Regions from separate parts of the Homo sapiens genome. Here region 2 is linked to region 1. The links are chromatin contacts, found by Hi-C in ENCODE. All regions are on one chromosome and are shown on one strand. Each heading gives the region's core, a stretch centred on a gene start or an enhancer-like site at or near the end of the contact. The rest is flanking DNA. Distances are from core to core; before and after follow the strand shown.

Evidence for each region. A loop is a pair of places that touch in the nucleus more often than their neighbours do. Pooled maps may share reads with other maps.
Region 2: a loop to region 1 is called in a map with no recorded cell type, with 13 times the contacts of the local background. The contact joins two enhancer-like sites. A Hi-C loop is called at or near these places in 2 of 37 single-sample maps with no recorded cell type and 2 of 50 pooled maps.

What each region holds. Positions count from the first base shown.
Region 1 is chr7:26,327,202-26,331,786 of GRCh38, forward strand. The region is part of intron 1 of SNX10 (sorting nexin 10); the gene reads left to right. Among named protein-coding and RNA genes, the nearest start is that of SNX10, 38 kb to the left of the region's middle. Within about 2 kb of position 1,861, at least 6 of the 41 ENCODE cell types and tissues checked have a DNase peak (open chromatin) inside an H3K27ac peak, as active enhancers do.
Region 2 is chr7:28,811,548-28,816,132 of GRCh38, forward strand. The region is part of intron 9 of CREB5 (cAMP responsive element binding protein 5); the gene reads left to right. Among named protein-coding and RNA genes, the nearest start is that of TRIL, 140 kb to the right of the region's middle. RefSeq lists an enhancer at 4,233-4,412. Within about 2 kb of position 1,909, at least 3 of the 41 ENCODE cell types and tissues checked have a DNase peak (open chromatin) inside an H3K27ac peak, as active enhancers do.

The DNA of each region.
Region 1 (4,585 bases), core at 611-3,110:
TAGCTTCCCAAAGTGCTGGGATTACAGGCGTGAACCACTGCGCCCGGGTCTTGTTAATTATCTTTTGAAGTGCAGCCCTTCCAGTAAGCATATGTCCACTAGCCACCACACGATTTGTGGCCTACTGACCTAGGTTTGAGTCTGAACCCTGCTACTTTGTGTTGGATGACAGGGGACAGTTATTCAACTTCTTTGAACGTTAGTGTCTTCATCTGGAGTGCAATATATCACCTGGTTGCTGGGCATGTCATTTGTGATACTGTGTGAACTGCACTGTCTATGAAGTGCCTGGTTTAGCACTTGACAGCTGGTAGATGCTCAGCAAATGTTAGTTTCTTTGGTTTGCATTTGCCTCCCTTTGTAACACTGTGTTTGTTGCCTGATGCTTGTACCTGCTTGGTTGCATCTCCTCCATTAGGCTGAATATGTTTTAATTTTCTTTGTCTCTGCACATAAAAATTTTTTTGGTTTATTCATTGATTTCATCACTCATTTGTTCATTGTATTCATTCATGCATTCTTTTCTTTTTTTTTTTTTTTTTTTTTGAGATGGTGTCTCGCTCTATCCCCCAGGCTGGTGTACAGTGGTATGATCTCGGCTCACTGCAAGCTCCGCCTCCCGGGTTCACGCCATTCTCCTGCCTCAGCCTCCTGAGTAGCTGGGACTACAGGTGCCTGCCACCACACCCAGCTATTTTTTTTTTGTATTTTTAGTAGAGGCAGGGTTTCACCGTGTTAGCCAGGATGGTTCAGATCTCCTGACTTCATGGTCCACCCACCTCAGCCTCCCAAAGTGCTGGGATTACAGGCGTGAGGTGCCCGGCCACATTCTTTTTCTTGTTTATTCAAAAATCATTTACTGAACCACTTGCTAAGTATGTTGGGCCCTACCAATGGAATGTACCCTTCTTCCAGCTAGAGTCAAGAGTAGAACTGATGAGAGCTCGAACTAGGCCAGTGACACTGGAGGCTGAGAGACAGGAATGGACTTAGGAGGTGTTTAGAGAGAGGACTGTAAGGGCTGGCTGACCAGTTGGGTTTGGAAAGGAATCAATGACAGTTTCCAGGATTCTTGCTTGAGCCACCGTGTGGATGCTGACATCATTAATTAAAATGGGCAACATAGAAGATAGTAGAATTGTCTAGGGTGTGGATGGGCAGGGAGAAGGTATCATGTGTCTACCAGCCTGGTTTGGACACAGTAAGTTTGAGGTGTGTGCAGAATGTCCGCATGAAGAGACCGCTAGGAGGTGGCCAGTTCACCCTCAAAGGCAGTTCTGATTCTGGACACCTTTGTACATGATATGGGAGTGGAAGTAGCCAAACCAGAGAATGAGTGTAGAGTGGAAGGGAAGAGGGCTGCCAGTGGCCCACTGGGGAAGTGCCCTGATTAAAGTGGAAGGCAACAGGGAATCTGTGGCTTCTGCTAGGAAGCCACATGTGATGCCTCACCACTGAAACTGCCCATGTGCCCCACCAAGAATATGCCACTGTCTGTGCACTTCAAGGCCAGCCCTTGGGTAGGCAGTACAGAAGTGGGGAGAATGCCTTCTTTCCCATCATGGGCCTCGCTGCAGGCCCCAGGCTGCATGGAATGTTTGTCTCCTTCTCCTGCAACATGTCTCACAGAGAATTCTTCTTGAATGCATGCTATGGTTCCTCTCTCCTTATAGCTGCCCATCCTCATTTTTCTCCCCTCCACTGGATAAGCATAAGTGAGGAAACACGCCAATACCTCCTTCCCCTTGTACACACCTCCACTGCTGCTTCTCAGTCTGGACCACCATCACCTCTGGCCTGCACCATTAGTCATCTCCAAACAGGTCTCCCTGCTTCTGCTTTGGCCCCCTACAGTCTGTTCCACACCCAGCAGCCAGAGGGATCCTGTTAAAACATAAGTCAGGTTAGGTCATGCACCTGCTGAAAGTGCCCCAGTGGCTTCCACATTCCTCACTGTGGTCCACAGGCCCGGTGTGACCCGGCCCACATCTCTCTTTCTGAGATCCTCTCCCTCATCCCCCATACTCCAGCACACTGGTTTCCTTCTGTTCTCCAGATATACCAGGCTCTTTCGGCCTTGGCTTTGGCACACACTGCCCACTCTTCCCGCAGTGTTCCTTCCCCAGACTGTTTTGTCCCTGGTTTCCTTTCTTCTGTCGGGTTTCAGCTCAAATGTCACCTCCTCTGAGAAGCCTTCCCTGACCACCCACATATGAAGTAGTCCTCACCGAGTCCTGGTAGTCACTCTCAAAAACATCACCCAGTTTTGTTTTTCTCATTAAGCTTGTTCATTATCTTGTTCATTTATTTGCTTAGATGTTTACTTTGTGTTCTCTCACTATTATGTAAGTGATGAGTCTGCTGGGATCTTCTCTCCTGAACCCTGGATTCCCACTCAACAAGCGTTAGTTTGCTTAGTTTGCATCCTCCTCCCTTTGTAACGTGGTGTTTGTTGCTGATACCGTGTACCTGCTTGAGGAACCTGCTTGAGGAACAAGGCATCAGGCAATGATCACAGCGTTACAAAGGGAGGAGGATGCAAACTAGTAACCTGGTCATGGAGCCAGTCACAGACGTGGCGGGATTTTTCTTCAGTGGTGGGCGGCACAGGAGAGAAAATAGGGGAGACAAATGTTAGGTTGATCCAGGTTCAGGGCCCTGAGATACAAGTGGCTCGTGTGGCAGTGGGACAGGGAGCTGAGGGTGCAGAGGGAGGGCATGTGACACAGTGGAAGGACGGGAGGTCCACAGGGAGATGGGAAGGGTGGGTCAGGGCTCTAGTGGTTTCATTCAAGTGGAACAGCCGATTGGGTGAGAATGAGGAAGTGCGATCAGGAAGGGCAGGCCCTGGTGGTCAGAGGGAACTTCTAGCCTTACATTTCATGGCCAGGGCTGTGGCCACATGGGGGTTGGTAAGCAGAGGGTTAGGTAACAGGAATGAAGGAGGTAGGCTAAGGCAAGAGCCCGGAATGTTAGGGCTTTACTCATGATCAAGGCCCTCCTTGTAGGAGGTCAGAAAAAGTGGGGAAGTCAGTGTGGAGGGGTCGGCAAAGCCACAGGCATGAGGAGCAGGAAGCTGGAGAGAAGCAGGTCTTGCTAGGAAATGAGGGGGAGGAGGTTGGTCACATTCCTAGGTTCTAGGTACTTCTTGGTAGGTTATTGTCTGGAGATAACAGTGACCAGGACAATTTGGGTTCTGCTGGTCCTGGGATAGAGGGGAGCACATGAGGATTGAGCAGCCGGTACTTGGGAGAGTTACCAGGGAGGGGCGGGTGGAGAAGCCGGGGTGCAGCTAAGATGAAGCTGCTGAGATGGGTGTGAATTGGGGCATTTGCAGCCCTGGCATGAGTTCCCGAGGCATAGTGGAAGGAAGGGTTAGAAGAGGAGAGGGCAGAGGAAGGACGGAGTCAGATCCAGGTAGAGATGAGAGAACCCCAGAGGATGGATGTTGCTTGGAGGCCCTTCAGCCTGGGCAGACATTGTGGCTCATAGGAGGAGGGTGTTTTGGACATGAGGGTTGTGAATGAAATGGGTGAGGCCAGGCATAGTGGCATGCACCTGTAGTCGCAGCTACTCGGGAGGCTGAGGCAGGAGAATCGCTCGAGCCCTGGAGTTTGAGACCAGGCCGGGCAACATAGCAAGACCTTTCTCAAAAAAACAGAACTAAGCTGAGTGCGGTGGCTCACGCCTATAATCCCGATACTTTGGTAGGTCAAGACAGGAGGATCACTTGAGCCCTGGAATTCAAGACCAGCCTGGACAACATGGCAAAACCTCATCTCTACAAAAAAACTTAAGAATTATCTGGTCATGGTGGCATGCACTTATAGTCCCAGCTATTTGGAAGGCTGAGGTGGGAGGATTGCTTGAGCCTGGGAGGTTGAGGCTGCAGTGAGCTGTGATCACACCACTGCACTCCAGCCTGGGTGGCAGAGTGAGACCTGTCTCTAATAAAAAAAGAGAACTAAAAAAAAAAAAAAAGTAGATGTATTAACATAAAGAAATGGGTTAGGCTTCGGGTTTCAGGTAGCATGTTTTTAAAACAGCTTTATTGATACATGATCCACATATAGTACATTCACCCATTTAAAATGTGCATACAGGCCGGGCGTGGTGGCTCACTCCTGTAATCCCAGCTCTTCGCAAGGCCAAGGCAGATACATCACTTAAGCCCAGGAGTTCCAGACCAGTGTGGGCAACATGGTGAAACCCTGTCTCTACAAAAAATATAAAAATTAGCTGGGCATGGTGGCCCATGCCTGTAGCCCCTGCAACTTGAGGGGCTGTGGTAGGTGGATCACTTGGGCCTGGGAGGTCGAGGCTGCTGTGAGCTGTGCTCGTGTCACTGCACTCCAGCCTGGGTGACAAAGCTAGACCCTGTCTCAAAAAATAAATAAATAAAATAAAATATAAATAAAATGCATACAGCTCACTGGTGTTTGGTATATTCACAGATATGTGCACTTATCACCAAAGTCACTTTTAGAGTATTTTCATGACCTCAAAAAGCAGCAACTCTGTACCTTTTGGCTGTCTCTCCCCTACCCACCAAGTTCTTCTCCCAGTCCCAGTCCCAGTAGCTACA
Region 2 (4,585 bases), core at 659-3,158, 2.5 Mb after region 1:
TTCTCTAGAGACAAGGTCTTATTATCTTGCCCAGGCTGGTCTCAAACTCCCAGGCTCAAGCAACCCTCCCACCTCGGCCTACAAAAGTGTTGGGATTATAGGTGTGAGCCACTATGCCCAGCCAAGCATTTTTAACATTAATAATCATATTTTAATTTTGATGTGTATTGAAAAATATAATTAGAAGATCAAATCTGCAGTTTCAAAGATATTAGTAAGAAGGCTAAATCATTCAAAATTGAGTTAATTTGCACAAACATGTTAAGTAAATAAAAGTTCTTGTATATGTGAACCTAGTAAATATTACCGCAGTGGTTCTGCAATAACTGAAGTGGGGGGAATCCCAGGAATTTGCCACCATCTCTGAGGTCTGCAGAAGGATGATGCAAACATGTAGGTTTTCTCAATCTTGGCCCTATTGACTTCCGGGCTTGATCATTCTTTGTTGTGCCCTGTGCATTGCAGGCTATTTAGCAGCATCCTTGGCCTTTACCCACTATATGTCAGGAGCACATCTTCCAACTATGACAACCAAAGAGTCTCCAGACATTGCCAAATGTCCCCTGGTGGTGGTTGGGAAGGGAGGTTGGGTGGCAAAGTCAGCCTTAGTTGTAAACCACTGCTTAGATGAAGGAGCCAAAAATAGCCAGCTGGCACATATCAGCTGCCAAGGCTTTAAATCAGTTTTAACTAAAATGAGTCTTTGCAGAATTCCTTCAGGGTATTGACTGTGATCCTAATGCATGCAAACATGGAAGGATCATAGCAGAGAGCCAGGAAAGTAAAGATGTCCACAGACTTTGAGGCCAGAGGTGTTCGTGACTTGGCATATGCGTATTTATGATTGCTTTTACAGAACATACAAGGTAAATTTACCCTTCGCTAGACCCTAATGCACTGATTTTTTTTCACATTTCTTTAGAGCCAAATGGCTAAGGAAAAAAAGAAACTAGAACTCTAGCTCCCAAAACCAGAAAAAAAGATCCTACTGAGTTCATGTAACAGGCACCAATATCTTTTGGTAGTTAAAACAGTACCCAAAAAAGGGACAGTCTCTGAACAGACTAAATTGTTGATATTTTCCAACCACTGCTTTGCCTTGGAGGGACAGAAGCCACAACCACCCAGTGTTCTCTGTGAAGCTGAGTGTCCTGCATCAGGCCCCGGGATGCTGGAGAGGATGCTGCAGATTCCGCTACCTTTGAATGACCCTTTCCCTCTCACTGGACCTTTGTCAAAAGAAAAAGGTGTCTCTCTTGAGGCTGGACCAGTGAGCCAAATTTTAAGTAAACAGAAATGGAAGGTGCTAAGCAAACAAACTCCAGCCAAATGGAATATCCAAGGTCTGGATGGCCAGCTGCCACTTTTGAGTTGTTTTCCAGCGTAGAACCCTCTAGTTAGGCTGCAGCATTTCAGATTGGAAAAACCAGACCTAAGAAAACAAAATCAAACTCCCAGACTTCATTTCCTAGTCTCACAACACATCTCTGCCCAAGAGGTCAAAAAAGGTATAGGAATTGGGGAAAATATTAGAAACCACCTAATCTGACATTTTGTGGAGAAAGAAACTGAGGTTAGGGAAATGGGGGGTCTTCCCTAATGTCACACAACAAGTAGGTGGCAGAATGAGGACTCAGGGAAGTCTCCTGTTGACCTAACCCACTTCTTTGTGATCTTCTATTTTAGAAACTCCGTAAGCCAAAGAAATCCATGTTCTTTTTTCTGATACCAAGGGACTAAGATCAGCTCTAAATTCATCGACTGCTGATGTGGTACTCAGTAGAACGTCTGTGTTCAGTAGAGGATATGGAAATCATCTGGTCACCCATGGAAATAATTGCTTTTCTTTTTTAGTGCAAAGACACATGGTCTAAGTTGCTGCTGAAATTTTGGACACATGAGCCCAGGTCTGGGACTTGGCAAGCGAATAGGCCAGATGGGAACTGTTGCTTGACAAATTGAAAGTTCTTTGTTTCAGAGTGAACCAAACCTGGTCTCAGCTAATCTACCAAAACAAAAAAGCTGGGGGAGGGTATATTGTAGAGCCCATTTTGATAATTATTTTTTTGGCACAAACTACTGCTTACACCAAAAAGCATTGTGGATTTATCATATAAATAATGACATCCCCAAAGCTGAACACTGCAAATGTAGCTATTAGGGACTTGTTGGAGTGCTTGCTGAAAGTATGTTTTTGTAGTATTGAATATCTCTGTGGCGTGCTGCTTCATCCCAAGGCAAACTATGGGTTTAAAAATAGATCAGTCCAACTGGATCTTACAGTCGCTAAACAGCTAACTGCTTTAGAGGAGCAAACTCAAATTCGTTTAGAAAAATGAAAAAATGAAGAGTTGATTTCCACCAGACAATCAATACATATTATTAATACCTTGTATTTACAAAATACTTTTATATTAAGACCTAAAACTCTGATTATAACCTTCATAGGGGAATACAAAATGGTGATTTTCCTCAATTTATAAAGCAAGGTAATTCAGAGTAAGAAAATGCCTCCAGAAGGCCTGGTTTTTATTTCCCTACTAGACTTCCAGGCCACATTTGATTTCTTGTATGCATTTTGAAACATTTGCTATCTGGTTGTTCTCTTCCAAAATGAATTCAAGGTGATTCCACTTACGTTCCCTTGAAAAGCGTTTTTACTTAAAATATAGTCTAGTATTTGTGCATTTCCTACACTAATCAGTCTTTCACTATGGAATCCTTAAGATGATTATGCATGTGCACAGCACACAATTCATTCTTCTTTCTCTAGGATAGTGATTCTTGACCTTTCTTAAGCCAAAGGCCCCTTATGAAATATAATGAAGGCTCCGTAGATGCTCTCTCAGTAATATGGACACATAAATGGACATAGAAAATTTTGCTCTAAAATGAAACTATAAATGTTGCTTTGGAATCTGCCCTACTAAGATTTAGAAGCATAAGAGGTGCTAGAACTGGCTCCCTTATGAAAGATAAGACCTGAATTATAAGCATATTTGAGCATATTGAAAGTAGCTAAGTAATGAATAAAAGTCAAGATGGACTCTTTCATTGGATAATTGGGTAATTTGCTTTCTCAATAGAAGGTGACACAGAATTGCTTGTAGAATAAAAAAAAATTCTTTCTGGAAGGAACTTTCTGGAAGTAGTTCAACCATCGTGTTTTATACTTGGTTGGCATGGCAGCTTGGGAACTCAAACCCTATTATTCTCAACTCTCAAGTGAGAGTTCCTTTTCCTACTGGATGCTGCCCCATGAATTTCTATGGCTTATGTGGTTATTAGGCCTTTATTTAGTCCTTGCAGCATCATAGTTATATGTATATGGATAAACAAGAAGCTGATTGCCCTTCTCTACTGAGGACATTAATTGGTGTTCATTTTCCCACAATAACATGGCTAAATAAGTATTAACATGTTACATTAAGAAATATGTCCTGCCAGGCACAGTGGCTCATGCCTGTAATCCCAGCACTTGGGGAGGCTGAGGCTGGAGAATCACTTGAGGCCAGGAGTTCAAGAGCAGCCTGGGCAAAATAGCTACACCCCATCTTTGCAAAACATTTTTTAAAATTAGGTGGGCATTGTGGCACATGTCTCTAGTCCCTGCTACTCAGAAGGCTGAGGTGGGAGGATTGCTTGAGCCCAGGAGGTAGAGGCTGCAGTGAACTATGATGGTGCCACTGTAGTCCAGCCTGGACGACATAGCAAGACCCTGTCTCTATAACAATAAAAAAGAAAAAAAGAATATGTTCATATTCACATATATCTTTAAATGATGGTCAGTTGTCTCAATATTCTCAGGGTTCTGCATTTTTACAGATCCTCACAACACTCAGGCCTTTGGTCTCTGTACTTACAACATATTGCTTTATTAATAAAGTGTTTTGCTGTTCATAGACTAAATGCCACCAAAGTCATATACTTTGTATGGGGTTTTGGTGATAGGCCAGGGCACCACATGTGCTGACTAGTGCTCTTTTTATAGTAAAACAGACTTATGAAAGCAAAAATTTATTGTGAAACTGTTTGGGGCATGCCAAATATCATAGGCAGTTAGCTCTTTGCTAACTGTAGAAACCCAGAGAATAGAATTGAGTGTTTTCTTAGGGAAGGGGCAATGAACACTTTGTGCCTGGGAGATCGAATGCTGCCAAGAAAGGGTTTCATTGCCCAGGACATAGTGGGGGAAGAAATGGAGACTAAATTCAACCTCTCCAAGATGGCCACAGGCAGGGGTGTTTTTTCTTCCAAAAGTATAAGAAAGCAAGAGAACCCAGTTTTGTTTTTAATACTTTTCTTGTTTGTTTTCTAGGTAGAAAAGTGTGGATTCACTAGAAATTAGAACTTGATTCCATTTTCTAAGATCCATTGTCTACATTATCTGCAGCTGAGAGCTTCTACTCAGGGGGCAAGGTGTCTAGCAGTTTCGATTTCAGAAAAGTGTTATTTCTGTAGTCTAAATGCAAATAATATGACATTTCCTTCTGAAGCAAATATATACGCACACACACACACACACACACACACACACATAAACACATCTCTGTTTCCTTTCTTGGTTTTTGTTTGGTTGTTTTTT